Regions from separate parts of the Homo sapiens genome. Here region 2 is linked to region 1. A link is a loop called in an ENCODE intact Hi-C map of the cell type or tissue named here. Cell type or tissue: PC-9. All regions are shown on one strand. Links, peaks and the distances in the headings refer to the core of each region. The heading gives the core; the rest is flanking DNA. Region 1 overlaps CDH18 (cadherin 18). Region 2 has its middle 570 kb from the start of LINC02100.

The links. A loop is a pair of places that touch in the nucleus more often than their neighbours do. Peaks named below come from ENCODE experiments on the same cell type or tissue, not always from the same donor. Only the 100,000 strongest peaks of a DNase experiment are listed, where the experiment ranks them.
Region 2: it touches region 1 in a loop (12-fold over the local background); 4 of 110 quality-filtered maps call a loop at or near these places.

What each region holds. Positions count from the first base shown.
Region 1 is chr5:19,527,172-19,537,709 of GRCh38, reverse strand. All of the region lies in intron 9 of CDH18 (cadherin 18), which reads left to right. Among named protein-coding and RNA genes, the nearest start is that of CDH18, 460 kb to the left of the region's middle. RefSeq lists an enhancer at 5,392-6,591. In PC-9, for the core only: no CTCF peak of the experiment used is centred there; DNase peaks (open chromatin) are centred at 5,859 and 6,229; H3K4me3 peaks cover 734 bases; H3K27ac peaks cover 2,430 bases.
Region 2 is chr5:19,310,541-19,321,078 of GRCh38, reverse strand. No RefSeq gene overlaps it. Among named protein-coding and RNA genes, the nearest start is that of LINC02100, 570 kb to the right of the region's middle. In PC-9, for the core only: a CTCF peak has its summit at 6,025; a DNase peak (open chromatin) is centred at 6,058.

The DNA of each region.
Region 1 (10,538 bases), core at 1,080-9,079:
GAAAGAGGATTTTTTAGGGATAAGAGAGATTTTTTAGGGGCTACAAAACTGGTAGTTTAATCACTCTAAGAGGATCAGTGAAGGTTTCATAGGGAGGATAATGCATGGATTCAGTCTTGAGGTGAGGGATGAGTAAAGGTTGCCCTGCATATTCTCTTCTGATTCCAAATGTGTCTGAATTTGTGTATTAGGATTCTCCAGAGAAACAGAGCGATAGGGAGGATGCGTGGGTGTGTGTGTGTGTGTAATGTGTATGTGCACATACACACACTTACATATGTACATATATTGAGATCTGGAAATAGATTGATAAATAGAGAAAGAGAGAGAGAAAGAGAGAGGGGGAACAGGTAGATTTATTATAAAAAATTGGCTCACATGATTATGGAAGCTATCACATCCCAAATCTGCAGACTCTGTATCCCACTTTGAGTCTGAAGGCAGGCAGACTGCTATAGAACCAGAAAAACTCATGCAAAACTGTGAAGCAGGAGAATTCTCTGTCACTGGGGGGGAATTACTTTGGTTCTAGTCAGGCCTTCAACTGATTGAATGAGGCCCACTAACAATATGAAAGACTGTCTGCTTTACTCAGTCTCCTGATGCAAATGCTAATCTCATCCAAAAACACCTAGAATAATGTGTAACTATACATATCTGAGCACTCCATGGCTCAATCAAGTCCACACATAAAATTAACCATCACAGTACCATAGACTGTATCATTTGCACCGTTATCTGAGTGATCTTTCACAATATCTGGATCTCAAACCTGACTACACATTATATTTTTGAATCACCTCGAGTGCCATACCCACTGCTCATCTGAGATTCTGAGATTCATTTTTTCCTGGAGAAGGTCTTCAGCATTTTACATTCCAAACCAGTAGCTCTCAAAGTGTGTTCCATGGGAACAAATAATGCAGATCCTCAGGCCTTGGCCCAGATCTAGTGAATCAGACACTCTGTGGTTGAGGCCCAGCGACCCTGGTTGTACCAGGCCTTCCATCTGTTTCTCATTCATGCTAAAGTTTAAGGACCATTGCCCTATATGAATCCAATGTAAAGTTAAGGTTAAGAAACATTGTTTCTAACCACAATTTGATTTAAATCATAGCTCCATTTAGTTCCAATCCTATGACAAACATATGCACAGAGATACGTACACATTTCCTGATTGTCTAAGAAATAAACTCCACGTGTATCAATTTCCTTAACAAGACTCAGCCCTCTCTGTTTTCAGCTTAATCCTCTGAAAAATGTGTATTACGCTTTTCATCATAGTCTCCAAACAGGCCAGGTTTTTTCAATAATTTCATAACCCTTTCATCTTTCAGTGACCTGTTTTCATTTTGCTCTGCTTTCCAAAGTTATTTACTGGTAAGAACTGTTTCAAATGTCACAACTGTAAAAGTTTTTCAACAACTTAGACAAATGTACAGTTTCTTTTCTTCCACAGTTAAATGTTCTGCATGCATTAAGTATAACACTTATTGCATTTCATTGTAGTATTTTTTCACCTCTATGGGCTTGTAACCATGTCAAGTTTAGAAATCTGGTCTAACTTATCTTTGTTCATCATAGTATTGTCAAATACTTAGTGAATGTCTTGGTGTATAGAACGTGGTTAGTAAATTTTGTTAAATACATAAATATAATTTGCTCCTAGTTTCTCCACCCATCATACCAGCTCAACAACTTCATGATTCACTACACAATTTATTCTTCATTTAATGCAAATATCCTATTTAACCTTGTTCTGTGCACTAAATGTAAAAATTTCTTTGACCTGGTCAGTTCACCAAAAGGAAACTCTAATCATTCATTGCTTGTATAATAGATAAATTTCCAAAAGAGCCAAAGTTTGGGAGATGATACTTTATTGAAACTTTCAATGTGTCTGAAAGCTTCTGCTATTTCCAGAATTTACAAATGAAACAACAAAAATTGCATATTGTATACATTGCTTCAGCTCTCTTTTTCACTTGTGGACATAAGAGTCCACAAACCAATGTTTGTGTTTTCTTTATTCATTGAGTCTTTTTAGTTATTTTTTTCTCGACTCTCATGCAAACATATCCAAAGACTAGAATCCACAAATTTCAAATGTAATCCAACTGTTAATGTCAGATAATAGAAATGAAATTTAGTGTTTGTGAGTGTATTCCTTGTTGCCCTTTAATATGAAGTTATTTTTGGTTAGCAGCTGCATCTAAGAATATAAAAACCCGTCACCTCGGAGTGAGTATTTTTAAGTCCCTGTAGCTTATAAACATTATTTTATTATTATCAATGTGCTTATTTTGATGTATGCAATTTGTCTTCCACAAATGTGTTTGTATTACCAATTTCCCTTAGCACACAAAGAGATCCTAATTAGCACTTTTACTTAGCTCGCGAAGGGAATAGCACAGAAAGAAATCAGTATTGCCTTAACCAATGATCAAAAGTAATCAAACAAAATGCTTTTCAGGAATATTGTGTATACATATATGTATCAATCCATTGCCATATAACAGATTACTTCATAATGTAGTAACAGAAAACATCAATAAACAATAGTGTGTTACCCAGTTTCTTTGGCTCAGTAATAAGGGAACAGCTTACGTGGGTTATTCAGGTTCAGAGGTATTCAAGAGGTTGTCACCCAGATTTTGATTAGGGCTGTAATTATTTCAAAATGTGACTGGGCCCCAGGGAGATGCTTCCAACATGTCTCACTTACATAACTAGCAAGTTGGTGCTGGTTTTTGGCAAAGAACTCAGTTTTTCACATCATGGACTCCTTCATAGGACTGCTGAGTGTCTTGATTGTCATGGCAGCTGGCCAACTCAGAGTGAGTTATCCAAGAATGAGTGACCTGAAGGCAACCATCTTCTTTATGACCTAGCCTCAGAAATTACACATTGTTACTTCTGCAATATTGTATTTAATATTATTAAATATGGAAAACCTTGTTAAATATGGAAAGCCATTATACAAGGATATGAATACCAGGCTGGAATAATTGGTATCGTCTTGGAGGTGGCTGCCAGAATTTGTTCGAATGTTTTTACTTATATGTAAAAAAGCACACAAGTAAAAATAATTGAATTTGTTCTCAAATTTAAAAGAGATTTATTGGCTCATGTATCTGTAAAGTGTATAGGTAAATTAAGCTATGAGTTTGCTTTGATCAGGTATCTGTCTCCAATTCTCCCTGATTTTTCATCTTCTGAATTTTTTAACGTCACCTTTTTCCTTCATGTTGCTATATTATAGTAACAAGTAACAAATTGTATGTTAACTTGTAACATGGTAATAAGATGAGTGACGCTAAAGTTGGGTTCATGCATTCTCATTCACAACCTGGGGAGATAAATTGTCATTTTACATAGCCATTAAAAATGTTGCTGCTTTCAGTTTTTTTTTAATGTATTAATCTCCTTTCACTGCCTTAAAAATGTATTTAATACATGAAATTTGTCCATAAGTGGATGAATTATTGTAACAAAATGAAAGGCATGTGGACACTGACTCAGGACCATCAGGCCTATATTTTTATTATTGCTCATGGTTAACTCCTTTCATACCTTTTAGGTTCTACACAATAAGGAGCAATTTGATGAGACAATCACAATATCCACCACATTTACTTAATGTGCCAATACATTTGATGATTTATTAATTGCAATATCCCAGTGTTAGTATCATATTGTAAGACAATTAGAACAAGTTTCTTTATTCAAAAGAAACTTCAAATCACTCAAATAATTTTACACAGCATTGCTAGATATTTATTTTATAGGTTTCCTTTCATTAAATTTCTAATACCTCTTCCAATTTCTTTACATGTATTGTATCAGATAACATTGCTTCTCCAAAAACTTATAAAATAAGAGCAATCAGAAAGGGGTTTCCATATTCCCGTGCCATCCTATATATCAACCTAGCTAGTGGATGTTGATATCTGTAAATATGGCTTTTTTCAGGTTCCTGAAATGCACTGTCCATGCCAAGTCTCTGGCCACTCCTTCACATGACCTTATACTGTTCTTATTTGTTTGCTGTGAGACAATGCTCTTTCTATTTTATCCTGTTTCCTGAATTCTTACTTTTTCACTGTCTAAAGCATGCCCCTGTCCTCAAAAACATGCTTTATTTTCTATCTGAAAATAAAATTAATTCATGCAAAGCAAACAAAACCTGAAAACATCTGTTGATCTAATATTCTCCTCCAAATACATCTCTGTTATCTCATTCTTTTGACTGAAAAGCTCCTTGAAATAATTTACTCTGTTCACAGTTTGTACTCTCTTTTCTTCCATGCTGTTTTAAATCCATTCTAACAAGACTCTTGACTTTGCTACTTCAGCACAATCATTCTCAACCTCCATGTTGCAGAATCCAAAGCCTAATCCTATTCCTCTACTCAACAAAGCATCAACATTTGATACGATTAACAACTCTTTCAAGAAAAAGATTCTTTCTTTGGCTTACGGACATAATATCCTTTTGATTAACTCCATCCTTCATTGGCTCTTCTTTCTGCATGCTGTTTAGTTCCTCCTCGCTTCTCTATGTATTGAATTGTGAGACACCAAGTTTTACACTTTAAATGTATCTTGAGTTGTTGCCAAGGTGATTTCATTCAGTCTCATGGATTGGATAGCTCTCAAATTTTAATCTGCAGCTGCAATGTTATTTTTCCCCTGAATTCCATATTGGCCACTTTAATATCTCCTCCTGGAGGTCTCAAACTCGACATGCTGCAGGTAAATCTCTGTAAAATCTGATTTCTCCCTCAATCTTCTTCAGATGTCTTATCTATCTTTGGAATGATGACTATAGTCCAGATTGCTCATATAAACCATGCAGTCATTTGTCTCTTCTCTCTCATGTTCCACATCCAATCCATTGGAAACTTTTGTCAGCTATACCTTTAAAAACTATTTATAAGTCAACTATTTCCTATCATTTATCTCACTTCCACCGCAGTTCGAACAACTTTCACCCCTTACCTGGGGTATTTTAAGAGCTTTCTTTGGGTCCTAACCTTAGCTTCCTTTGGGCTTTGGGTCTTAATCTTAGACTTCTTGTTATTCACCCAGCTGTCATAATGTTCCTTTTAAAACATAAGTGATACTACATACTACTAAGTCAAATCAAATACTTCCAAATAAATGAAAATATGACACTCATAATGAATGAACCAAGATACAAACCCAGGCACTCACACATATACAAATATCTTGTCGAAAGTTAAAGATAAGGAATGTCTTCTGTTTTCACCTTAGTTCTGGGTAAAGGAAATGAAAATAAAAAAATGTTAATCATCAGAAATTATGTATAAGGTACTTCTTAACTATTGCTTCAGATCATCTTGGTGTCAACAACCCAGTGACAAGCATAAATGCGGAATATTTTCAATAATTTATAATATTTAGTATTTCAATAGAAGCAATACATTGATAAAGTTTATGTTGTTACTAAAAGTTCATTGGAAAGAACTTTGTTAGAATGATGCATTAGAAAAATGTTGTCAAATGGAAGTCTAACATTTAAAAAAAAAGACCCAAAAAAATACATTGGCTACAAATTTAATGCCTCAGAATACATCACTCTTGTTAACAAGTCAGCTTTCATGGAGAGCAATTTACATAGTAAAATTACCATTTTAATGTGTAAAGTATAATGAATTTTGCAGAGGCATCTAGTCACTTTCCACAACCTTCGTCCACAAAAGTTAAAGGGATTTCTCTTCTCTCACCTCCAAGTCCTGGTAACTACCTATAGTTTTGCCTTTTTCAAATGTAATGAGAATGACAAGTAGATACTGTGGACACCTTTGAGTCATTCTTTTCAGGAAGCTTTTGCGTTAATGAGTCAAGTTTATGAGTCAAGCTTATGAGTCATTATTTTCAGGAAGCCACACCTGGCTAATTTTTGCATTTGTTTTTAATAGAGACAGGCTTTCACCATGTTGGCCAGACTGGTCTCGAACTCCTGATCTCAGCTGATCCACCCACGCCAGCCTCCCTAAGTGCTGGGATTACAGGTGTGAGCTACCGTGCCCAGCCCAATTTTGTTTGTGTGTGTGTGTGTGTGTGTGTGTGTGTGAGAACACACATTTTAACTTGTCTTGGGTAAATAGCCAGGTGTGGGATTGTCAAACAAAATACCATGTTCGAGTTTATGGAAACATGCCAAATTGCTTTCCAAACTGGCTATACAACTTTGCATTACCATCAGCAGTTGCTTCACGTCTTCCGCATGTGTTGCCAGGGTATTTTTCCCCGTCATTCTAATAAGTATGTAGTGACATCTTATTGTGGTTTTTATTTGCATTTCACCACAGAGAAATGATGTTGAAAATATTTTCATGTGCCATCTGCATTTTCTTCTTTGGTGGATTTTCTGTTCAGGATTTTGCAAAATTTTATAAAGTTATTTAGATTTTTATTGTTTGAATTTGAGATTTTAATATATGCAGATATATGAGTTAATCAGATGTTCATTTTTTTGAATATATTCACATATTTGTGTCTTATCTTTTCATTTTCTTAATGAACGCTGTATTTAGTGAGTTTTTCAAAGAACATTTTCTTGAAAATTACAATTTATTGGAGGTGGAGCCAAGATGGCCAAATAGGAACAGCTCCGGTCTACAGCTCCCAGCGTGAGCGATGCAGAAGACAGGTGATTTCTGCATTTCCATCTGAGGTACCGGGTTCATCTCACTAGGGAGTGCCAGACAGTGGGTGCAGGACAGTGGGTGCAGCACACCATGCGCGAGCCGAAGCAGGGCGAGGCATTGCCTCACTCGAGAAGCGCAAGGGTATATTGCGGCACTATTCACAACAGCAAAGACTTGGAACCAAGCCAAATGTCCAACAACGATAGACTGGATTAAGAAAATATGGTACATATACACCATGGAATACTATGCAGCCATAAAAAATGATGAGTTCGTGTCCTTTGTAGGGACATGGATGAAACCGGAAACCATCATTCTCAGCAAACTATCCCAAGGACAAAAAGCCAAACACCGCATGTTCTCACTCATAGGTGGGAATTGAACAATGAGAACACATGGACACAGGAAGGGGAACATCACACTCTGGGGACTGTTGTGGGGTAGGGGGAAGGGGGAGGGATAGCACTGGGAGATATACCTAATGCTAAATGACGAGTTAATGGGTGCAGCACACCAACATGGCACATGTATACATATGTAACAAACCTGCACATTGTGCACATGTACACTAAAACTTAAAGTATAATAATAATAAAATAAAAAAAGAAAATTACAATTTATTGGCTTTTTTATGTTTTTTCTTTTGTGTTTTTTTCGAATAATTCTTTGCCAAACAAAAGGTAACAAAAATTTCCTTTATTAGTTTTATATATTTAAACTTTGAGGTTTTATATTTATATCTATGGTTTCCTTTGGGCCATGTTTTATATATGATGAGTGGTAAGAGTCAAGTTTAATTTTCTTTAATATGAATTTACAATGGATCCACCATTTGTCTTAATGCTATCATTTTCTCAATTAATTGTTATGGCTAGTTTGTCCATAAACCCTTGAGCATTTGTGTATTTATCAATTTCTGGGCTCTCATTGGTACCACTGACAATGTATATACTAATACTACGGTGCTATGATTGCTATAGTTTTATAATGACACAAAATCAGATAGTGTGAGTTCTCCTACATTTTTCTTCCTCCTTTTTGAAATTGTTTGGGTTATTTTAGAACAGTTTTTGTTGCATATAACTTTTAGAATCAGCTTATCAAATTATTCAACAATATCGGATTTTTGGTTGGTATTACACTGAATCTAAGTTTCAATTTGGGAGCATGGACACCTCAATGAACAACATTGAGCATTTTATCCATGAGTAAACACAGTATGTTTTCAGTTATCTAGGTCTTTTAAACATTTCTCAAAGCAACATATGTAGAATTCAGCATACAAACATTTCACGTATTTGTTTTCATGTTTATTCATGTTATATAAGTTAGATGTTAAAATCTTCCTTTACTTTCATTCTGATAGAAATATATGTAAATACCGAACTTGTATCCTGTGATACTGCTAGACTGTTTTAATAATTCTATTTTTTTGTATATTATATGGTATTTTCTTCATAATCATAATAAATCTTCATAGATAATAAATCTTCATAGATAATAAATTTGTTTATTTTGCAATTTACATCACTTTTATTTCTTTTACTATTTACTCTAACTATAACCCTAAAGATAGTGTTCAGGAGAAGTTCTGAGAGCATATATCCTTACATTTCTGTTTATTTCTGATCCTTGGGATAAAGCATTCAGTATTCACTGATAAGGGTGATCATAGTTACAGTTTTGTTCAGGTTGAGAAAGTTCCTTCTATTTGTAACTTGCTAAGTGTTCTTTATTTCTTGTTAAAAATGTCATATTTGTTAACTTTTATTATGTGTGTATTGAATGTGTGCAGTGAATTATATTCACTGATTTTTAAATGTTAAACAACCAGTCTTCTTTTCCTAGGATATCCCTCACTTGGTCATAATGAATGTATTATCAAAGCCTGAGATAGTCCTGGGGCTCAGATTATGTAAGTCTCTTCTCCCAGAGAGCATTCTTAGCATTATCTATTTTCTTTTTTATATATTTTATTCCATTTTACGATCCTTTGTGATGGCAGGCCAGTTTTAATCAGTTGCTCTTTCCTGACTAAGGTGGATTTTTTTTTTAAGTTCTATTTCCAAACCAGTCAAACTTCTTATTGTAATTATGTAGTTTATTTAAATATTAAACAAAATAATGGGATATACGCACAGAATGGATTCAGAATTTGTGTAACGTACTTTAAGTTGAAAGTTTCCCAAGACTTCATAAAAGAGATTTGCTAAAATTATGTTCCAATTAAGGAGAACAGTTAGGCAATTATAAAATCTCAGGTAATTTTATAGAATTAGAAGTGTTGCCACGCTTAGTGTTTTGAAAGAATCTTCAAGTTCTTCCCTCACTTAGAATCAATCAATTTTGGGCTTCATAAATAGCTTCATAAATAACTCAGTGTGTTATCTTTACAAGAATGGTGGTGTTAACCCCGAACAGCAACAAATCTGTTCTCAGAGTTAGGTCCATACTCCTACATTGAGAGATTGCAGTTTGATGAATAATTATGCATTTCAATATATTTATACAAACATTTAAAATATATATATCATTATTTTTATTAATTATTTTACATAGTAGCTGTTTTGCTTTAATTAACATTATTATTTTTGATGTTGATTCTATCTGATAAGGAAATTTTTATTATAATTAGATTGCACACCCAGAAAAAGAAAGAATAAACTTATAATCCATTTTGTTAGTAAAGTTCTAAGCAGCATTAAAAATATGATTGTAATTATAAATGCAAAAGACAGCATAAAAGTTCATCACAAGGTAAATCCTATATACTCTATAAAGATAAAAGATAGAAAAGTTCACAGGCGTTATACACAAATAGGCCAAGATAGAAAAAACATGTTAAAACTGAATTATTACAAAAAGTAGAAAATAAATGTTATATTTGGTAGATTTTCTTATATAATTGAGTGGGCCAATTGTGACATTTTCACAAGAATAGAATACATATTTTTCGTTTACTTTATAATCAATACAATTTCTTACATTCTCTCAATGTAATTACTTTCAACTAGAGGTAAATTACTTTGACTTTGTAGTTCTGGTTAACGGAACAAAGTGTTCATTCCTAACAGCAAAGGCACAGCTTTAATTTTAAAGCTTCTAACTCCTGTTACTCTCAGGTAATAATATTAATGATATATATAAGGAATTATTGGAGGATTTATAGGCAACTGGAACAAAATAATGTACTGAAAAGAGTCAAGATTCATTTTAAATAATTCACTTCAATCTAGAATTTGTATGATAACTATGTAATAAATGAGAGCACTTACTGTAAACTGACAAAAGTTGAATAAATATATGGGATAAGTTTTATGTGATGTGTTTCTAAATGCTTTGTAATTTTTGAAATATTTCTACACGTGTTATGCTCCTTCCTATGAAATAACAGACCTTAAACACAGAGTTGGTTTAATATTCTGTTGCATAAAATTCACAGAATGCTTTATTTTAAAACTTTTTATATGGATACAGTAAAGGGATATTTGAGGAGTAATTTATTATATATGATATACACCTTTCATATAAATTATAGCAAATTATTTTGAATACAATATTTGATTTTTTTTACTGATATTTAAATAATATATTTAAAAAAGAGAAAAAGAAGCATATTAGTGGCACCAGCATGTACCAGACATTGTGAGAGTTTTACATATAAATTATTGTTTAAGTAGATTTAATAGTATTATAAAGTAGTTTATAATATGTATTAATTGATTTAGCTCACTTTTTTTTAACTAAAACTTAATATGACTTTCATATACAAGATTTTACAATGGAAAAACTACTCTCATTTCAAATCAAACAAATACACTTAAGTGGATAGTTTGTTTTCATTTGAGCACCTGTTTGCAA
Region 2 (10,538 bases), core at 1,357-9,356, 220 kb after region 1:
TATTGTTTAAAGCACATTCTTAGTTGTCTGATTCTGTTTCTGTGAGGGCTCTGGGCTTTCATTGCCTTTGAGCTATTTTACGATTCCGTAAATTGGAGATGACTGATAGCAAAGACTATAATTCTGGTCTATAGATATGCAAATAAATTCTGTGCAGTGGAGAAATTATTCTTTTCTCCCCATGCCTCTGCTCCAGCTCCCGACCCTGATGAAAAAGCCAAGTTTGCAGCCAGCCATTTGCAAATTGATTTTAGTAAAGTCGAGCTACAAAAGTCTCTGCTTTTTTGACATGTGCTCATCTCATGTCTGCATAAGGTTTGTGAATTTAACTTTTTTGAAAGTGCCTTTTAACAAAGCAGATTTCAAAGTAGCTGGACTTACGCGGTTGTTGGTGGTGTCGGGGCAGTTAAGGCAGGATTCCCTGAGAATATGTTATTTTATCCAAAATATAAAGGTTTAGTAGGTGCTAATTAATGTCAGAGTGAAACAGCACTGGACACTTGTAAAAGACAGAAAGACAGGTTTTATTTTGAGTACTGCAGTGATGGAGAGATTCTAGTACAAACTGAGCTCAACTCCCACTGAGACAAAAGTAACTAGGTTTTTAAAGGGAGAACAGAGAGAAAACAGAAAAGATCTGTGGGAAAGTAAAAGAGGGAACAAAAAGAACTAGGGAACTATGGGGGAAGCAAATGGGGCAGAGTGAGGAGGAAATAGAAAATTACAGAAGGGGAGTAAGTGGAAAGTTACAGAAAATGGATTGAGACAAAATACATTTTGTGGTTCAGCAGCATTGCTCTTTCCTGAGCAAAGACTCTGCATGGGGGTTGGGGTTGTCTTTAGTGGCACAAGCTAGTTAGGTGGAAGCCAAGCTAAAGTCACCCTCTTACCACAATGTTGGGGAAGTCATTTGTGCCACATGAGACTTCACAGTTCAGATTAAGCACATTTATGGTGGATGGTTTCCTAGAAAGAAGGAATCAAATCTGTAAGGGCTCTGTGGTTGGGAGACCATATATATTTAAGAAAATAAAGTAAGGTGAGCTTGGCCACAGCAAGGAAAATTATGGCATGATTAGTGAGGATGCAGGAGTCATACCATGGAGGGCTCTGTAGCCCATGTTACAGGTTTTATTCTAATAATGTAAAATTAAGTTCTAGTGCTTCATCTATGAAGAACTAAAAGTTATTAAACAGGTTAGGTTGAGTTCATATTTCTGTTTTTAAAAAATCAAGCAAATACAATCTATAAAAGGGAGTGTTTGAAAGGGGTTAGAGTGGGCAAAACAAGATCAAGTAGAACTCTGTTGTAATTATCTAGGGAAAAATATAGGTGTACTTTGACTAAAAGTCAAGATCATAAAATTGTGGGAATCTCTAAAATATTTAAGAGGTAAAACCAATAGCCTTTGGCGATAGCTTGAATTTGGAAAAGATAAGGAATAAAAGTATTCCTGCATGAACAGCTGGTGTGACAGTTGTGTTTGTTTGTTCATTTGTTTTTGAAGCTCAGGAAAAATAGAAAGAACACATTTTAGAAAGTGAAGATCATGAATTCATTCTTAAACATTTTGAGGTACCATGCATGGCATGTAGATATGGCAATAGGAAATTGCGTAACTTTGTGTATCAGAGTTGAGTCCTGGATTGGGAATATAAATTTGGAATGTATTCATGTAGTTGATAACAGAAGCTAGTGCAGGGTTGTGAATAACTGGGGACTCTTGCAAGGACAGTATGGAGGTAAAAGAGATAAACTCTGCTAGTGGAAGAAACTTTAAAAATGTAAAGACTAGTAAAGAAGGGTAAGATTTTAAAACAAAGTTGAAAAGGAACAGACAGGGTAGAAAGAAAATGATGTATGTGTTATCAAAGGAGCCAAATAATGAAATGTTTTAAGGAGAACATTTTCAACAGTGTCAAAGAAGAGCACTTACAAATATTCAATAGGCCAATAAGTGCTTCTCAATGTTTGATCCCCAGAGTAGCAGCATCTGAAATGGTGAGAATATGTAATTGTTAGAAATGCAGATCTTAGATCAAAGCCTAGACCTGCTGAACCAGAAATTCTGAAAGTATTTTTGAAGAATCAGTGTTTTATTAAACTCTCCAAACAATTCTGTTGCATAGCAAACTTTGGGAACAATTGTATAGATGATGGAGTGTAGGTGATGGGGGATGCAGGTGAGCTTAACATCTACTATTTTCTTGGGGAGATGGAAATTAGAGCCAGATTAATATTGTGCAGAGGATTAATAAGAAGTGGTAAAATAGATGTCAGGAATAAAGAAAATTTAAACAATTTTGGCTTGAAAGGAGACGAGATCATTATGATAGCAACAGGAAGATATATGGTCAAAGGCTGGTTGGTTGCTTAGTTGATTGGTGATGGTTGTTGATGTTTTAATATTAAAGATATTTAAGAATAGTTAAAAGGCAACAAAAAAGAATCTAGCCTGAGGAACAAGTTTGAATATAAAATAAAATAAAAAAAATGTATTATAAATTCAAAAATTTCTTGAGAAGATTGAAAATAATAAAGTCCGAAGCAAGTATTTTGAAATTTAGCATTAAATTTTTAGTTGCTGTAGTGTAGATTTGGTAAACATTTTCTGTAAAGGACTAGTGTAAATATTTTTGGCTTCTAGGAACACACAGTCTCTGTTAAAACTACTCAACTTTGCCATTTAAGTGGGAAAGCAGACATTAACAACAGGTAAGAGAATGGACATTATTGTGTTCCAGTATAATTCTATTTGCCAAAACAAGCAGACAGCCATATTTGGCCCATATAATACAGTTTGCCAACTCTTCCTTTAAAGAATCAACAACAAAGAAACAGAGGCTGTTGTAGCTACAGCTGCAGATAGGCTTTTGTGTTTGTATATTTGTGGAATGAAGATGGAGGGGGTTGGCTTTTTCTGGTTGTTTCTACAATATCTATAACTTAGGAGAGATAATAATGTGTTGAGCTTGTGAATTTAGGAGGAATGATTACATGACAACAGAGCATTTTTAAAAGGTAATTTCAAAGTATGAGTTGATTTGGGAAAATTAACAGAATTCCTCAGGTGTTGGGGGTCATTTGAATTTTATGATGAACTTTGCTTGTTCTGATGAAACTTTCTCCAACAACTCTCACATGGAGAAAAGAGAAAGTTGAGTTTAGCCAGAGTGAGGATATTGCCAGTCCAATAAAAAAAAAAAAAGTTAAAGGTATAAGGGAGTTGGCAGTATTTTAAGTATTGTTGTTGAGCTCATAATCTGTGAAATCTAATCAAGAAATGAAGGATAGAAAATACTGCTGAATTAGCTGAATTAGGCAGTTTATTCTATTATAAACCTACATGCACTTGCATGTTCATTGTAGCACTATTCACAGCAGCAAAGACATTGAATGATAGACTGAATAAAGGAAATGTGGTATATATATACCATGGAATCCTATGCAGCCATAAAAAAGAATGAGATCATGTCCTTTGCAGCAGGGACATGGATGGAACTGGAAGCCATTATCCTCAGCAAACAAACACAGAAACAGAAAACCAAATACCACATATTCTCACTTATGAGTGGGAGCTGAACAATGAGAACACATGGACACAGGGAGGGGAGAAACATACATTGAGGCCTGTCGAGGCTAGTAGGAAAAAGACTGAATTCATGAAGTATTTGCCATTAGTGAAGTACAAGTGGTACAAGATTATGTTGAACTAAGAAAAATATCACAAAAGTTGCAATAGAGAAAAGAAGAGAGAAAATTGAAAAATCACACATTAGACTTAACACAAAAGAATCTGATCCGTATCAGTGATTTATCTTTAATTGGGTAACATAAGCCATCATATTAACTTTATTATTCTAATTTAAAATTTGTTTTTGTAGTTTTGTTTGTATTAAGTTGATCACGTATGTTAATATCACAGTGTTATGATGTGGCTAAAAAATTGTTACTATTGTCTTGCTTACACATATCTCACTGGTATAATTAAAATAATTTCATCAGAGAAGAAGTTTCAAATTTAAATAATGGTATTACGGTTGATATAAACATTTTAGATAATATAACTAAATAATAGTTCAGATGATAATTATGGGCCATATAGTGAAGATGAACATCTGTATGTGAATTAGAAAATAAACTCTAAAATAATTTAGGCAAGCTTTGGCTGCTGTGTTCCACCATTCTTGGATATATTCAAATCCCTCTGGAGTCCAAAAGCCCTAATTAAAGCTATGATTAACTAGTTACATTTTCATAACTGAGGTCTAATTATAAGTTCAGACATTTCCCTGCCTAACAAAGAAAAAGCCATTGCTGCTGACAGCTGCACAAGCTATAAACACTGAGAAATAAGTAAGGGAATTTGAAACAGCTCTGTGACATTGTCAGGGTAAAACCCTGCCGTTTCTTTTACTAGAGGTGAGAGAAGATGTATCACTAGGCACATGACAAGACACATCTTTATATGAGGATCAACCAGTCCTCATAGTTTGTAAACTTGTAACTGACAATTTACAAAAAAAAAAAAAAAGACTACAAACTATTGAAGTTTTAAATAAAAATAGAAATATTGCAATCACACAACATTCACAAAACTTTTCTGGGAAAACAATGTATTCATAGTGTTCTTGATTCCTTTATGTAATATTCTTTTGGGTTGCAAAGACAGTTAGCTTCAAGAACAGAATTTAGAGGTATCCCTGTGGCAGTATGATAAATTAAAAATATTTTATAATGTTAAACATCAGCATTTAAATTTCCAAATTTTGATGGAAAGAGCACAACAGACTGAAATTGATCTCTCCATCTCATACATAAGTTGAAATTCTGATCCCAATCTGATGGTGTTTGAAGTCCTGGTCTTTGGGTGGTAATGAGGTCACAGGGTGACCCTCGTGAATTGCATTAACGCTCTTATAAGAAATGGCTGAAGAGCTAGCTAGCTCTTTTTCCTCCATGTGAAGGTACAGGATAAGTAGACTGTCTGCAACATGGAAGAGGGTCCTCACCAGAACTTAACCACACTCATACCCATATCTTGGACTTCTAACCTTCAGAATGGTAAGAAGTAAGTTTTTGGTTTTTGTAAGCAACACAGTCTATGGTAATTTGTTTATAACAGCCATGCTCACTAAGACAGAAGTTGGTACCAATAAGTTGGGTGGTTCTGGAAAAAATATCTGAAATTGTGGAAGAGCTTTGGAACTGAGTCATGGGTAGAAGCTGGAAGAATTTTGAAGTGCATGCTAGAAAAACCTAAGATTGTCACTGAAGGGAATTAAGTGGATCTGGTAAAGACTCAAAAGGAAAAGATGGGAGCTTTAAGGAAAGCTTTATTCATCTTAAAGCATACATGAATACTTACGTACAGAATGTTGCTAGAAATATGGAAAATAAGTTCTTTTTTTTTTTCTTGGCAGAATCTCGCTCTGTTGCCCAGGCTGGAGTGCAATGGCACAATCTCGGCTCACTGCAACCTCCGCCTCCCAAGTTCAAGCAATTATCTGCCTCAGCCTCCCGAATAGCTGGGATTACAGTCGCCTGCCACTACGCAAGGTTAATTTTTGTATTTTTAGTAGAGATGAGGTTTCACCATCTTGGCCAGGCTGGTCTTGAACTCCTGACCTCGTGATCCACCCGCCTCAGCCTCCCAAAGTGCTGGGATTACAGGCGTGAGCCACCATGTCCTGGCTCCTTCTTCTTTATTTCTCCATTTTGGAATGGCAATGTCTATCTTATTTCTGTCACACCATTTTTTTTTAGAAGCGCATAACTTGTTTAATGTGATGGTTAGTTTTAGGTATCAACTTGACCGAATTAAGAAATAGCTAGAGAGCTAGTAAAGCATGATATCTGGGTGTGTCTGTGTGTGGCAGTGTTTGCAGAGGAGACAGGTGAATGAGTCAGTGGAATGGGTGGGGAAGATCTGTCCTTAATATGGGCAGGCATCATCCAACTGGCTGTGGGCCCAGACAGAACAAAAAGTCAAATGAAAGGCAATTTATTTTTCTCTGTCTTGGAACTGGGACACCAGTCTTCTCCTATCTTTGAACATTAGAATTGCAGGCTCTTTTGCTTTTCAACCCCAGGACTTATACCAGTAACCTCCTGGGGTTCTCAGGCCTTCAGCCTTGGCCTGAGAGTTACACCATCACTGCCCTGGTTCTGAGGCTTTTGGCCTTGACTGAGTCATGCTACTGGCATTTTAGGGTCTGCAACTTGCAGACGGCAAGCTGTTATAAGACCTTTTCAGAATCACATGGGCCAATTCCTCTAATAAATTTCTTCTCATATTTTTTCTTCCTTCCTTCATTCCTTCCTTCCTCTCTCTCCCTCTTTCTTTTTCTTTTCTTTTCTTTCCTTCCCTTCCTCCCTTCCTCCCTCCCTCCCTCCCTCCCTCCCTCCCTCCCTCCCTGCCTGCCTTCCTTTCTTCCTTCCTTCCTTTCTCTTTCTTTCTTTCTTTCTGTTTCTTTCGGTGTTTCTTTCTTTCCTTCCTTCCTTCCTTCCTTCCTTCCTTCCTTCCTTCCTTCCTTCCTTCCTTCCTTCCTTTCTTTCCTTCCTTCCTTCTTTCTTTCTCTTCTTTCTTTCTTTTCTCTCTCTCTTTTCTTTTCTTTTTCTATCAATTTACCTGTCCATCTATCTATCTTATTAGCTTTATCTCTCTGAAGAGCCCTAAAAAATACATGAGAGTTTACAGTTTCACAGCTAGATAAGAATTTTGTCTGAGGAACATTTGTACCTCAAATCCTAATCATATTGAATTCAGACAAGACTTTGGACTTTTAACTTTACAGTTGATGTTGGAGTGAGTTAATTTTGGGCCTATTGAGATGAAATGAATGCATTTGCATGTAGAAAGCACATGAATTCTGGGAAGCCAGAAGTGGAATGCAATGAACTGAATGTTTGTGTTCTCCCAAAATGCATATGTAGAAAATTTAATCTCAATGTGATGGTATTTGGGAGTAGGGATTTTGGAAGGTAATTAGGTCACGAAAGTAAAACCCTCGGGAATAAGATTTGTGACCTTAGAAGAGGCCAGTTAGCTTCCTCGCTTTTTAACTTGTGAGGACACAGGAAGAAGATGGTCCTTCAAAACTAGAAAGAAGTTCCTCATCAAAATCCCAACCATGCTGGAACCCTGATCTCAGACTTCCAGCATCCAAAATTGTAAAAATTAAAAATGTTTGTTGTTTAAGTTATCTGGTCTATAGCAATTTGTCATAGCAACCTGGACTAAGACAAACACGCATGGTGAAGTTTAATAAAATAATGAAAGTACATATTGTACTTGACTATTTCATTTTCATATTAAAATCTTTTTACTAAAAAACTGAAATTTTCTTTACAAAAACCAGGAGTCCTAAGATTGATATAATTTTATTTTAATTAGTGCATTTGCTAATTTCACCTTTTATAAATAAACTCATACTTTGGAGAGTTTTCCATTATGAGGTTTTATTTATACATTTATTCGACAAATATATGTGGAATTTGTTCAACAGCTAATATTAATCAGATGTTACCTTAGTCTGTTTGATCAAAGTGAATGCAATAGACACAGCCTTATTCAACTTTCAATCCAGAGGGATAGTTAGCCAGTAAAAAAATGTAATAAAAAAGATATCCTTTATTTCACTCATACTAAAATACACATAATTTTAATGTACGTTTTAACATCTCTGAACTTAGTATTCATTGCCTGATTAATAGAATATTCCTGTTGCTGTGGTCCAGAATGCAGTCTTTTAGTAAAAGTTATTATCTACCTATATATATATTGGTTTAGGCTGTTTATATATCATCAAAGCAGTGGAATTAGGTATTATTTTATTTGAAAAATGCCCCAAATATTAGGAAAAGTAATTCACAGATATAACAGTGCCTTTCAATAAAATAAAAATAAAATACAATAAAGGAAAGGGAATTTCCCTTCAACTTACAAATGAAAGAAAGAGCTGCCTACTGGGCAAAGGATAAGGGAAATGATTGAACCAGCTGAAATTTATAAGAAGTGGATGTGATAAGGCAGCCCTGCTTGGTATAGACAGAGGTGTCAACAATTAAAGAACACACTCATGAAAAAGTGTCTGCTTGTTACTCCTAGTGTAGTATCTGGAAAGCTACATCCATTGGTATTTCAGCACACAGGATATTTCAGAACTATTTGAAGAAGAAGTAAGAGTGCAGAATCTCGATGACTCCTGCTAAGATTCAGAACATGCTGACTTCAAAATTTGCAAAATATGTGCCAACAGCTGACTTAAAAATTGGGAAACATAGGCAAAGCAATATTTGAATAAATTATTTCTTTCTTTCCTGCATTTGCCAATCCCTTAACAGTGGGAAGGACATTGTTGCATGAAAAACATGAACAGCAATATCTGCATCAAAATACAACTTAGGAAAGTTGAACTTCGAATTCAAGGTTTAGGTTAAAGTTAAGGTTAAACTTCACCATTTATTTTACATATAGTTACATTTTTACATGGATAAGATAATAATTGTTGAATAAGATTCAAAGTATCCTTTTCTAAAGTCTAAAAAATTATGGGTGATACAAAAGCAATATATCATTATGTAGCAAAGTTGCTGTTTTCCCAGCACCATATGCAATAACTCTGGGCCACCAATGAGATACCAGCTTAATGAAATATACGGTAATTTAAATATCTGCTTGAAGAAAACTGGGTAAGGGATAATACTCTAAGATGGAGAATGCTTTGCAAAGAATTATCAGGCGAGTTTTTTGATAAAGTGACATTTATTTTAAGAACTGAAGAATAAGAAGAGTTTGCTTTGAAATTATAGATTTGTCATAGAATTTGCCCAAATGTAGTCAATTCTGAGGAAAAAGGAGACACTCTTTAAAATGTTGGGTCTTACCCAGAAAACCAATGAGCATGATCATGCTAAACAAAATAGAAGTGAAGACTGTGGAAGGCAGAGGAAAATCTGCAATAATGGAGAAAAAGTTTGGCATGTAAGTGTAACCCAAGACCATTTTCCTAGACTCTAATAGAAATGGAGAGAGTGCTATTGAGATGAAGTACAAATGACAAATGGGACAAGAGAAAGCATTGACCTTACTAGCCTAATGTAAAGAGCCAATGCTTTATTCCAAGTGCAGTATAAAAATATTTTAGTTGAAATATTCTAGCTACTTTGTGGAGAATGGATTGGAAGGATCAAGAGAGACATCTAGAGATGAGTTTGGAGGCTATTGCAATAAGCCATAGAAGAGATCAACTAAGGTGAAGACAGTGGAGATCAGAAAAAAGTGGATAGATTATAAATAAAATAATAAAATATAAGAAAGACTGATGCTTGAATATAATGGCTGAGGTAGAAAAAGTAACTGAAAAATTGCTCCAATTTTTCTTGCATGAATATCTGGATGAATTCCAGCACTATTTTCTGATATGTAGTATTTTCAAGGAGAAAAAGATTTGGGGAGAGAAATGACCATTTCTACTTAGTATATGCTTACAATGCATGAAAGACATCTACATGAAGATGTCAAGTATAAATTTAGATATACGAGACTGGTACTCAGAGGAAAAGTTAAGGCTAAAGAGGTAACAGAAGAACGCATCAGCACAATATGTTGGCTAAAGCAACAAACCAACAAACTGTTTATTTTACCTAAGGAGATGGTAGAAAAAGATAAGAAAACAAAGATCTGATGTATGCCAATGAAATAGGGAAATCTGTAAAAAGGTCTGGCAAAGTAAGGTGAACAAAACATATATGTAAAACCACTAAAGATCTTCATTTCAGGGAACCCAAGAAGATTATTGCAAGAGAAAGAAAGAATGGTTGAATTTATCAATTGCTGTTGAATCATTTAATAAGATGAGGTAAGAGGAATTTCCAATCAATTTGACAATAAAATTGATATGGTTTGGTTCTGTGTTCAACTCTCATCTTAAATTGTAAATCCCATGTGTTGAGGGAGGGACCTGATGGGAGGTGATTGGATCATTGGGCCGTTCCCCCATGATGTTCTTCTGATAGTGAGGGAGTTCTCATGAGGTATGGTGGTTTAAAAGTGGCAGTTTCCCCTGTGCTATCTCCCTCTCTTGCTGTCCTGTGAAGAAGGTGCTTGCTTCTCCTTCACCTTTCACCATGATTGTACATTTCCTGAGGCCTCCCAAGACATATGGAACTGTGAGTCAACTAAACATCTTTTCTTCATAAATTACTCAGTCTCAGATAGTATCTTTATAGCAGTGTGAAAATGGACAAGTACATAGAATTGGTACCTTCAGAGTTGGGTACTGCTATAAAGATAACCTGAAAATGTGGAAGCAACTTTGGAACTAGCTAACAGGCAGAGATTGGAACAGTTTGGAGGGCTCAGAAGAAGATAAGAAGAGGTGGGACAGTTTGAAACTTCCTAGAGAGTTGTTGAATGGTTTTGACCAAAATGCTGATAGTGATATGGACAAGGAAGTCCAGGCTGAGGTGGTCTCAGATGAAGATGAGAAACTTACTGAAAACTGGAGAAAGGTCACTCTTGCTATGCTTTAAC